Regions from separate parts of the Mus musculus genome. Here region 2 is linked to region 1. A link is a contact called in ENCODE POLR2A ChIA-PET data. All regions are on one chromosome and are shown on one strand. Each heading gives the region's core, a stretch centred on a gene start or an enhancer-like site at or near the end of the contact. The rest is flanking DNA. Distances are from core to core; before and after follow the strand shown. Region 1 holds the start of Zc3h6 (zinc finger CCCH type containing 6). Region 2 holds the start of Tmem87b (transmembrane protein 87B).

Region 1 (5,646 bases), core at 1,714-4,213:
AGTTTCTTTAGAATCAACTAGAAACCTATAAAAATACAGGTAGTCACAAACCTACCTACAGATTTCTATGAGCTGTTCTTCATTTTGTATCAAACAGGTCTGATTAGATAAGACTGAGAAACATTTACCTAACAGCTCATAACTACATGGGAAATTTCTAAAATTTATGGGCCCCAGTCACATCAGTGGAACTGCCCTGCCCTTAAGCACCCCTGTCCAGACTGAAAACCACTGCTTTGGTAAGGTTTAAACACTTCTGTTATCCACTAAGAAACTCAAGTTCACAAAGCTAACTGGTTACAGTCCTGGAAAGGGCCATTTCTGTAGACCCCCTGCTCTGTGGGATTTCTTCCTTCTTTCCTTTAGCCTAGGCTCAAATAGCAATTCTCCTTTGCCTCCAGAGTGTTGGAATTATACATATAACTCACCACATACAGATAGTGCAGTTTCTTGATGTAGTTCTTTCCACGTCAGAGGTTTTATATATACATCTATATCTATATTTATGATTCACAACACCACCTAACACTGGCTAAATTAAAACTGAGTTGAGATACTTTTGGGTCTAATTTAAAACAAAACTATTGCTACTTATCATTTGCTCCTCCTACTAATCTATATCCTTTAAACTAAAGTTTCATTTTAACTTCTAAGTCAGTATTTTAAAACTTCAAATTCTACTTTCTAAAAAACCCAGGGTTTGTTGTGTAGGGCAGGCTGCCATGAACATGCCACCTTCTTGTCTCAGCCTGAGTGTTGGATTACAGGTATGTATTACCACACTGGACCTCAAACTCTTTTCAAAGTCTGATAGCAGCCAGGCATGGCAGTGCACACCTTTAATCCAGCACTCTGTAGGCATAGACAGGCTGATCTTTTTGAGTTCTAAGACAGACTGGTCTACATATCAAGTTCTAGGCCAGCTAAGGCTAAGGAGACCACCTCTCAAAAGGGATGGGGGTAAGAGAAAACCATGGTGTCATTGTTCTGTAGAAGCATTATTTTGATTTCTAAACTTGGTGACACGTTTTATTATGTAAAATACATATTTCTACATATTCAAGTTACACTATCCACTAACATGAGATTTCCTTTCATATTAATGAATTTTAAGTACATCAAGTCACTGGCTTATCAATAGACTTCTCAACATTATTAGTTAATTCTAGGACCTTCACTTTTAAACTTTTTTTAATAGGGCAATATTGGGCTATGAGTGTAGCCAAGTGTTAGAGTACTTGCCTATCACACAAGAGTCCTTAGGTCCATTTGACAGCACTGAAACTACAAAGGTATCATCTTTTTTAAAAAATCATTAAAAATGTCCAGTGCAAGCTTCTGCACTTATGTAAGAGCACTTTTTACTATCTAAACCTTGCTACATGCTTCATTGATGTCTTTCTAGAGAATTATCATTACATTAGTGAAGTTCTTAGGATTTTTTTAAATCCCTTTCAAGGTTGCCATATATTTTGGCATTTAAAATTTCAATGATTTTTGTTGGTTTTTGTTGTTGTTGTTTTGTTTTGCTTCCTTTGTATTTAGGGAAGGAAGGTGAGTGTAATGCTTTATCAAAAGCATATGATATTTATCAGGAATTCTTAAGTCTTATGGGCCACACTAGAACACAATGTATCTGAGACTATTCACAAAGCAATGTGAGGATGTCCACTTTCAAGTCAATATTCTAAGTAGGAATCAGCTGAATGAGATTTGGCACCAGGAGTTTTAATAAAAGTCCTCCTCTGACACCTTTAAAAATTTGTTTATCAATGTCAAGAGTATATTCTGTAAATGCCACCAAACCTTTGAATGGTGCTAAGAATGTGCCTCTCAGAGCACAACAAAACTAAAACTGGAAAATGAGAATCTCAGCTAAATAGTCAAATATTTATTTAGCACCTAGGAAATCAGGTAAAGCTAAAACTCTGCAGTCTACTTGTGTTAACGTATTTAATATGAAAAACTGCCATTTCACTTTCCTGGAGGTTATAGGACTGCGGCAGACACATGGCCTGGGAGTGGGGGATGGGAGGGAAAGAGACTCCCCAACCCCCTCCAAAAAAAAAAAAAAAAAAAAAAAAAAAAAAACTAAACATGTTTATTTTCAGAGGTAGACTCGGGTCGGAGGCAAACATCCACTAGGCCTACTACTGAGCTTTTGGGGCCGGTTCCAACGGGGCTGCCAACGCCGGTCACTGGCCTGGCGGGCAGCGGCCGCAGCCGCGCCGCCGCCCGCGTGGCGCCGACGACTGAGCCGGGCCAGGGGCGGGGGGCTCGCACGTGCCCGGCGGGGGCGGGGCGGCGAGAGCGACGGCGACCCCGGCTCCGGGAGGCGGGCGCGGCCGCTTCGGCCTCCCCCGCGGCGGCCGGCAGGCAGCGGCGGTGGACGAAGGTGCGCGTCACGGAACCGATGGAGCCACACAGAGACGTCTAAGTCATGCAGGAGGCGCCCGGCCCCGGCCCGCTCCCGCCGCCCCGACCCCTCCTCTCATCCGACAGAAAGACAGACAAGAAGGGTTCCCGACCTGTCGTGCCCTGCATGTTCAGAGTCTGTCATGTTTGGTCAAGAACGGGGCGGGGCTGGAGGGCAGGTCTGGAGGCCGGCGGCGGCGGTGGCGGCGGCAGCGGGGCGCGGGGAGGACCCCTGCGCCGCCTGCGGGCAACCCTGTCCCCGGCCGCCGCCGACAGGTGACGAAGTGGTAAAAACTCACGGTTACTAGTGAGCGACACAGACACAGACTTTCCAGTCTATTAACAACCAACGCCAGAGAGATGGGGCTCTAACTGCAAAGACTGGGCAACGGCCCCGCGCTGCCGGCGCTGCCGCTCTAGTCTGTATTCGCCGCCGGAGGCTGAGGCGTGGGAGCCGGCGGGCGGCGTGCAGCGACGCGGGGATTTGGACAGTGGCCGTAACGGTGATTTCTCCTCACCAACATGGCGGCACCCGAAACAGGCGGCTCAGAAAATGGCGCCGGCCGCAACACCTTGCCCGGGACTAAAGGGCAAGTGGAATTCCTCCGCGAGCCGCGGCCCTCTCCCAGCCCGCCGGTGCCGAGCGCACTAGCCATTGGAGGAAACTGCCCGTCAATCACTTCCAGGGGCGGGCCTTTAATACGCTCGCTGCGGCAGCGGAGGCAGCAATCTGATGGGTGTGAGGCCAGGGATGCGGTTCGGTGGCGCGTGGAGTTATATCGGGCGGGGCAGGTCACCCCGCCAGGCCTGCTGTGTCCACCAGGTCCTCTGTGCCCATTTCTCGATGTTCCTGCGAGACTCGTCGTCTAAGGCTTTGGAGTTCCGGACTCATCACACTGTCCCCCTCCACCCCGCCACCGTTAACTGCGCGACAAAGAAAGGAACCCAGGACTGGCGGTTTTCTTTGTTAAAAAGAAAGAAAGAAAGAAAAGCTTTCTTTGTTGCCGAAAGAACTCGGAATCATCCTTAAGCCCTTAAACTTGTAGCTGTTATGTCTCCGTAGTGTAAGGAAGACTGCCTGCCATGCAACTTTTTCTGATACTAAATTCACCCAGTCCTTACTTGACGATTAAAAATAGCTATTGAGGTAATTAAAACATGATCTTGTGTCTGTTAGCGGTTTAGATGTGGAATTCATTCGAGTATTTCATAAGAACAAGACTTCATTTCTTCGTATGTCCATGGCCTTCAGACGTATTTCCATATCCTTCAGAAATAGTCTTGAAATGATGAGTAATGTATACTTAGTTCTGAAGGAAAGTTAATTTTTTTTATTAAAATGATAAGCTTAAATGTCCAATATTTCTAAATACACGACGTCTTTTGTCTTTGATGTGTAAATAACGTGCATTCAAAGAGCAATTGCGATTAGATAAATGTGAAAAGAGAAAAAAAGTTATTTAGTTGAATGCAGCTATTGACAAGACTTGAACCCTGACAGATCTTCACGGCCCATTATAGGAAACTTTCAAAAGGCACATCTGTTTTAACTAGAGAAGCAATATTATTAGTTTTTGGAACTAAAATGTAAAGCCTCTTCATTTAATCGTTTTACTAGGAACAGTGAAAGGCTTTTGAGGTGTAACAGCTGCTCTTCACAACTGCATTTTCTGCTTAGACATTAAAATAATGATTTAGGATTTGAATTTGATTTTTTTTTTTAATAAAAAGAAAATCTTTGAACTGGTACACATTTGAGTATTGCTGTTTTCAAATTCGTTTGGAAGTTTAAACGCACACCAAAATAAATTCTGGGCATTAGCTTACTCAGAAAAACAACTTTTGAAATGTTGCCTCCAGACAAAATTAACATACTGACACACTTGGAAGGTCCAATTGTTGGCTATCTAGGCCAACTCAAGCCACAAGGAAAGGATTCCCTGTGGTGTACTCTATTTGTAAACTTTATATACTTTATAAACCCTCAAGGCAGGAAAGCCACAGCTCTCAGCTGGCTGAACACAAAGCAGTCAGGCCCCGCACCCAGACTTCCCTAACAGCCCTAAAGGTCATCTTCTAAGGGCTACTGCAGTCATTCATTCGCAACCTGAGCTATGAAAGTGGCCAAGAAAGTGCCCTACAAGAAAAAAAAAAAAAATCCCGCCACCCCCTGAAAAGGAAGTCTCATTAGTCCCTGGCTTGTCACAGAAACCAGTTCCTGAGCATGAAAACCAACAAATCCCTGAGCAGAAAAATTCACCAATCCCTGAAAATACCAAACTCTGGACTTGAAATCCCAACAGTCCTCAGCCTGGAAAACTGGACAGCTCCGCCCCCTAAGAAATCCTATGGAAGGCCTGCCTTCAGCTCAGTCAGGGGCTGTTTTCTCACCTGAGCAGAGGCAGCAGTCCTGCGGTTTTCTCTCCCAATAAATCCCTTGTGTGAGGTTTGTTGTACTGTGTGACTTTGTGCCTCCCAACTGCGAGGATACCTTTCCTTTCAGACCTACAACATTTCCATCATCCGCAAAGAGTATTTCCTCGCCATTTGTTACCCTCTGTTGACCTCAAAATAGAAGATAACCTGGAATCTGCTCAGCCCTTTCCTCTTTAAAAGAAATCGCTTGTAGACTTTAGAATTTAATTCACCTCTGAGATTACTAAATTCTGTGACCAGAGCTCATTGATATTTTTTAAAGCCATCCCTGTACTTAAAACTGAGAGTTGCACTCTTTTATATTTAATATTCTGAGTATATAATAGCCACTCGTTCTGTGTATGTTGGGGCAGCTGTGTGGAAGTACAAGGACAGCTTGCAGGAGGCCATTCTCTCCTCCCGCCATTTTCTCACCCAGGCAGAGGCAGCCACCCTTCTGGGTGATTGACCTCAAGACATTCAGAGCTTGGTGGCAGGCAGCACTCGGGTTCTCAGCAGCCCCGGAACTGATATCGTAATAGAACTTTATGACTTTCCCTATAGATACCTTACACCTTTGATAGACTCCTCACAATCGGATACTTCTGCTTTCATTGCTGTGTAACAAGCTATAATAATACACTGTTTTAACTTATAGTTTGGAATAGGAAACATTTCCAGAATCCTACACATATTCAACCCATGCTCTAACAAGAGCTAAACTCCCAACACAAGGGTTTGGGGTGTTTGTTTGTTTTCCCAGTCTAATCCTTGGATTCTAGGTTCTCATTCTACACTCACTGAGATTTCCAGTAC
Region 2 (5,646 bases), core at 1,197-3,696, 150 kb after region 1:
ATCAAGAGAGACATGCTGTCCAAGCTCAGCTCACTTCTGACATGATCTGTCTCAGCCTTATAAGTCCTGGAGTTTAAGGCTGAAGTCTAGTGGGAGAGGCCTATGGTGACCTTAGTCCCCCACCTTCCAGAACCTGATTCAACAAACACAACAAGATTTCCCCACACTGCTACTGTCCCACTCCTTACAAAGAAAATTCCTATTAATCTTTTCAGACTAGCTATACATCTCCACAAATCAGAGTCAGGCCAGCTCCATCAGTACTTGAATAATAATATCCCAAGCGTGCTATATGGTATATATAAGTATCTACTCATAAATATATTACCCCTGATATTGTGTGAGCTCCTTGAGAGAAAGGATTGTACCTAAAATTCATCTTTGCAGGAGGAATAATCAATCTAGCAAATGGCATATGGAGATGCTCAAACTATTTGTTAATTTTTATAGCTAAAAGAACCTTTTTTTTCCTTCTGATGAATTCATAAATGAAAGTCTTTTTTTTTTTTTTTTTTTTTAAGACAGGGTTTCTCTGTGTAGCCCTGGCTGTCCTGGAACACATTCTGTAGTCCAGGCTGGCCTCGAACTCAGAAATCCACCTGCCTCTGCCTCCCAAGCGCTGGGATTAAAGGCATGCGCCACCACTGCCCCGCATAAATGAAAGTCTTATTCTCCATGTTCTAAAAGACAAATTCTGACAACTTATTCTAAGAAAAAAAATAATCAGCCTGCTTTTTGCAAAGCTGACACTGCTGGCTTGAGCTACACAGGAAATAAACTCAGTCTGACCAAAGCATAACTACAGTCAAAAAACACACTTCTCTGCTTGTCAAAAGAACCTGCCATTCTTCCCAGTGGGATTCTTACTATCTGAAGTACGCTTGACAAAGATCTTTTGGTACATGCTCAAGCAACAGTTTTCATGGAGCTGATTCACAATGCTCTTATTTTGAGTTTGGAAACCGGCTTAACTGCATTCACTAAAAAAGCAGCAGGAAACCATAAAGTGTGCTTCAACAAACATTGCTTTTTATTGATGAGAAATACAGCCATAGAGATGGGCAGGCCCTATCGTGGTAAGTATACAAAGACATGTTTCATTCTCTCTGTTCTAAAAGATACATTTCTGACAACTTGATATAAGAAAAAAATAATCATCCTGCTTTTTGCAAAAAAAGGCTGCTGACACTACCAGCCTGAGCTACACAGGAAATAAACTCAGCCTGAACAAAGCATATGACAGCTAAAAAAAAAAAAAAAAAAAAAAAAAAATACTGGGCACCTACTCAGAAGAATCTCAAACGCAATGAATACACTGAGCCGGGCCACAGAATGAAGCCTACACTTGAGCCTCTGCAGTTTTGTGTTTGGAAGTATGTGCACCTTCTGATACTACTTTTGGTTGAAGGAATATAAATATAAATGTCACCTTTAGAACTTAGACGCTGTTTCCACACATCCCAAGCAGATCTGGGCGAGTCATCTGACTCTGGACTCAAGACAAGGCCGCTTCCCGATATCCTGTCTCTTTTGCAAGACTTTGCACAATTTGGTCTCTGCCTTCTTCCCACATCATCTCTTAACCATACAGGACGTCAAGTTCTCTAACGGCCTGCCCAGTTACGGAAGTTTTCATCCATCAGACTCGCCCTTTAAACACTCTTAAGCAAACACCCTGTTCCACAGACACGCGCAGAAGTCATGAACACTAAGGAATATACAGAAACTCAAGAAAAATAAGAGAGGCGAGGTGACTTTATGCACGACTGTAGAGCACACTCAATTTATGCTCTAACAGAAAGGCTAGACAAACCTTGTGGCCTTGTGGATGTGGCCCCAGTAGTAGTAACCTAGCCGAAGTATTCGGTCCCAGCGATGCCGCTGGGAATGCAGAGATTGGGGCTCTGAACTGAAGAAACAAAAGCAAGATCTAGAGACACCGTGTCAGGACAGTGAGAGGCGGGTGGAGAGCCTCGCGAGCAGCAACAACATTTGGAAAGGGAAGCCGTCTTAGGAAAGCACAGTGGGACCGCTCTTCCCAGAAGCCTAGGCAGAGGAGGGGGACGCTCCCTTCCCAGAGCCCACTCTAGACAAAAGGCTCAAGAAGCGCGTCAGAGGACCCACCGCTGGTCCCAGAGAGCCCTAGTGAATGTGCCCAAGGCCAGACTGGTCCGCAGGCGGAGCTATCCAGCCAGGGCCCTGGAGCCTAAGAAGCGCCACGCCTCAGTCCCTACAGAGCACTTACGTCATTGACCGTCCTCGTCCAAAGCCCGAGCTCGGGGACTGCGTCCACAGCCGCCGGGACCCAGCACAGGAGACACAGGGCAACTCGCAGCAGCTGGGCCCCGGCGGGCCGGCGGCAGAGGAGGCTGGGAAGGAGGCCAGCCTCAGACCGACAGGCGGCAGCCATCTTGACGCGGACGCCGCACCTGCGCTCCCGGAACCCGGCCACGCCCCGGGGCCGCACCTGGCTCAGCTCCGCCCCTGAAGGGGCGTGCCCACGAGGGGAACGAGAGCACGGGCGTGAATGCGGAGGGGGTCTTGGGCTGAAGCGGATAGGCGCTGTTAGAGGAAATAGGCTCAAACCTGGAGCAGGGCTTCAGGGCCAGGCCTGGAAGGAACCGAGGAAGTGTGGAGGGAAGGGAAGAGAGTCCAGAGGGAAACCCGCCCACGGAGGGGGCGGGGCCTGGGAGGTGGGGCCGGGTGGAGGCGGGGCTGAGAAGGTGGGGCCGGGAGTGGAGGCGGGGCCAAGACCTTAATTGGGGCGGGACTATGGGCACGGGGCGTGGTAGGGAGGCGGGGCCTTCCCGGGAGAAGGGAAGGCGGAACCAAAGTGTGGAGGCGGGACTACAAGATTAAAAGGGCCGAACCTGGGCGGAACTAGAAGCTGCTTTAAGGGGAAGGTTGTGTGTAGAAAGATGGAGGCGGGGAAAAGAACAGGGAGAGGAGGGGGAGGAAAAAGAGGCAGGGCCTTAAGGGAAACTAGAAAGGAAAGACCTGGCTGCAACGCAGTTGAAAGGTCAGCTTGCAGAGCAGGGCCCCGAGGATAATGGGGCACTCTAATGACAAGTTGCAGAAATGAAGATCCTAGTACTTGGGAGGTGGAGGTAGGAGGATCGTGGGAATTCAAAGACAGCCTATAGCCACATAGCAAGCGTGAGACCAGCGTGAGCTGCACAAGCTTGTCTAAAAGCAAAACAAAATACTTGTCAACTAAGGGGAAAAAATTGTTTCGAGAGCAATAGTCAGGTCTCACCAGTAGGTGGCACTAGGAAATTGATGTTTTATATGAATTTGAATCTTTCCTGAAGGTGTTTTTTTAGTCCCGATTAGATTCAGTAGGAGTTACTGTTTATACCTCTAATTTCCTTATTTTAAAATAGTTAACTATTTTTCAAGCACATTTAAGTTCACAGTAAAATCGAGAGGAATGGATCTCTAGAAAGTTCTAATATCGCCCTGGTCACCAGCTTCCTCTGCTAGCAACATTCCACACTACAAGGAGTACCTTTAATAGAGACCATTAAACCAGTAATCAATTCAGAACTGTATCTTACGGCTCATTAAATATCTCACAGAGGTATCGATCTCCGAGTAATAGACTAAACAGGGAGTTTACCTTATTGAAGAGCAAATGGAATATTGAGATGGTCCTGAGGTTAAAGGCACTTGCTGCCAAAGCTGACTACCCACAAGGTCCCAGAAACAGACTCTGGAATGTTGTTCTTTAACCCCCAAATACTTCCCACTCAATACATAAGTAAAATGTAATTAACATTTTAAAAGAGTAATTATGGGCTGGCGAGATGGCTTAGTGGTTAAGAGCACCCGACTGCTCTTCTGAAGGTCCAGAGTTCAAATCCCAGCAACCACATGGTGGCTCACAACCATCCATAATGAGATCTGACGCCCTCTTCTGGAGTGTCTGAAGATAGCTACAGTGTACTTACATATAATAAATAAATAAATCTTTAAAAAAATAAAATAAAATAAAGGCACGAGCCGCCACAAAAAAAAAAAAGAGTAATTACTTTTGTTAATTAGATGCTTCTTATTCTAGGGTAATTTCATTTCCAAGGAAGAGTGGCACTAGCATTGCTTCCTTGAGTTAGTTAGGCTGTATTTGTTATCTCCTCCATCCACAACACTCAGCCAGGGGCCAGGGTAAAATCAATCAAACCTAACACAGCAAAGGGCCATCAGCAGGGGGTGGATGTAGTATTTGCCCAATATACCCTGACCCTGGTTCAATCAGCACCACAGAAAGAGCTAATGGAACAGGGGACACTGGTCACATCCTGGGGTGTAGATATAAAAGAGTCTGGAGACACTGGCCACTCCTGCAGAGGACTCGGGTTCCATTCCCAGTACCCATATGGCAACTCACAACCTCTGCTCCAGTCCCAGGGCATCTGTTGCCCTCTTCTGATCTCACTGGTCCACAACACATACAGGCCAAATACTCATACACATAAATAAGTAAATCTAAAACATATTTTTAATTTAAAAAGCCTATAGCTTTTTTTTAATCCTTATATTTTAGAGATTTCTTTAATTTAGATGCTTCTAGAAGCAGTCTCTGGAGTAAGACTCCAGTTCATCAGGAAAGGATCATAAATGGCAATAGGTTAGCGTTCTTGAAATTCATGCGGTAAGGTTCTAATCTCCAGCTCATCAAATGTGAATAGAGAAAGAGAGTGAGATAAGATCTTCAGGGTGGGCCCTTATCCGGAAGGATTGGTATCTCTATCCAAGAGCCTCAGACACATTCGAAGCCTGGGGAGGACATTGTAGACCCTAGGAGCTGCGACAAGCCCCCAATAGAGGCAGTCAGAGGAATCTGTGTCAACAACTTAATCTTGGACTTCCTGATCCCACAACCGCAAGGAGCTCCACGCTGCGCTCTAAACCTCCCAGGTTCTGTTCCTTTGTTTTGCCAATCTTAACAAATCAGCCCAGACAGTGAGTAAATGTGACCGTGAGTGGAATGTGGACAATAGAGACAACGTAATTATCCAGTCAGCCACCGCGGTGGCAAGTGGCATGTAATCTCGGAGAGACTTCGGAAAAGCATGTGAGCAATGTCCCCAAGTCACCTCACCAGGAAGCTGCGTTGTTTGCATGGATGGTTCCCAGCTTATGGTAGTTAGACTCACAGTTTTCAGCTTTATGGTATTGCAAACTGAACACCCAGCACAGGCTGTTCTTAATTTTGATCTTGCCCTGGCTGGAGATGCCTGATGTGGTGCTTTCTGGTGGTCCTGGGCACCCTAAAGTCAGCAAGCAAAGTGGAAGCTCTGCTGTGTCCTGTGACACCAAGGTGACTGCTTTGACAGCTGATGCGCCAAAATGCTGCTTTCTTCTTTATTGAGACAGGGTCTCACTATATACCCCAATCCTTGAACTCACAACCCTCTGTTTCCACCACTTACGTGCTAAAAACCACAGGACTGCATCACTATACCTGCCCCCACATACACACACACTTTATAGTGGAAATGGTTTTATTTACTGGCAATAGAATAAAATGAAAAAGGTTGCCACTGCATACACATATACAGTGTTGTGATTGTATTCACCCTGTTACCCACTGTTGTCTCCCTTCCTTTCCCTCTAAACTTCATTTTCTTCCCAATTAATTCTCTC

What was found. ChIA-PET counts read pairs that join two places held with the same protein, here RNA polymerase II (POLR2A).
Region 2: POLR2A ChIA-PET joins it to region 1 with 12 read pairs in embryonic stem cell. The contact joins the promoter of Tmem87b here to the promoter of Zc3h6 in region 1. POLR2A ChIA-PET finds 5 or more read pairs at or near these places in 3 of 5 experiments (Patski and embryonic stem cell).

The regions. Positions count from the first base shown.
Region 1 is chr2:128,964,719-128,970,364 of GRCm38, reverse strand. It overlaps Zc3h6 (zinc finger CCCH type containing 6), which reads right to left and starts at 2,963. Exons shown (of 12, transcript NM_178404.3): 1 at 2,529-2,963. The coding sequence starts at 2,560.
Region 2 is chr2:128,815,103-128,820,748 of GRCm38, reverse strand. Tmem87b (transmembrane protein 87B) reads right to left here and starts at 2,446. Exons shown (of 19, transcript NM_001355629.1): 1 at 2,246-2,446. The coding sequence starts at 2,410.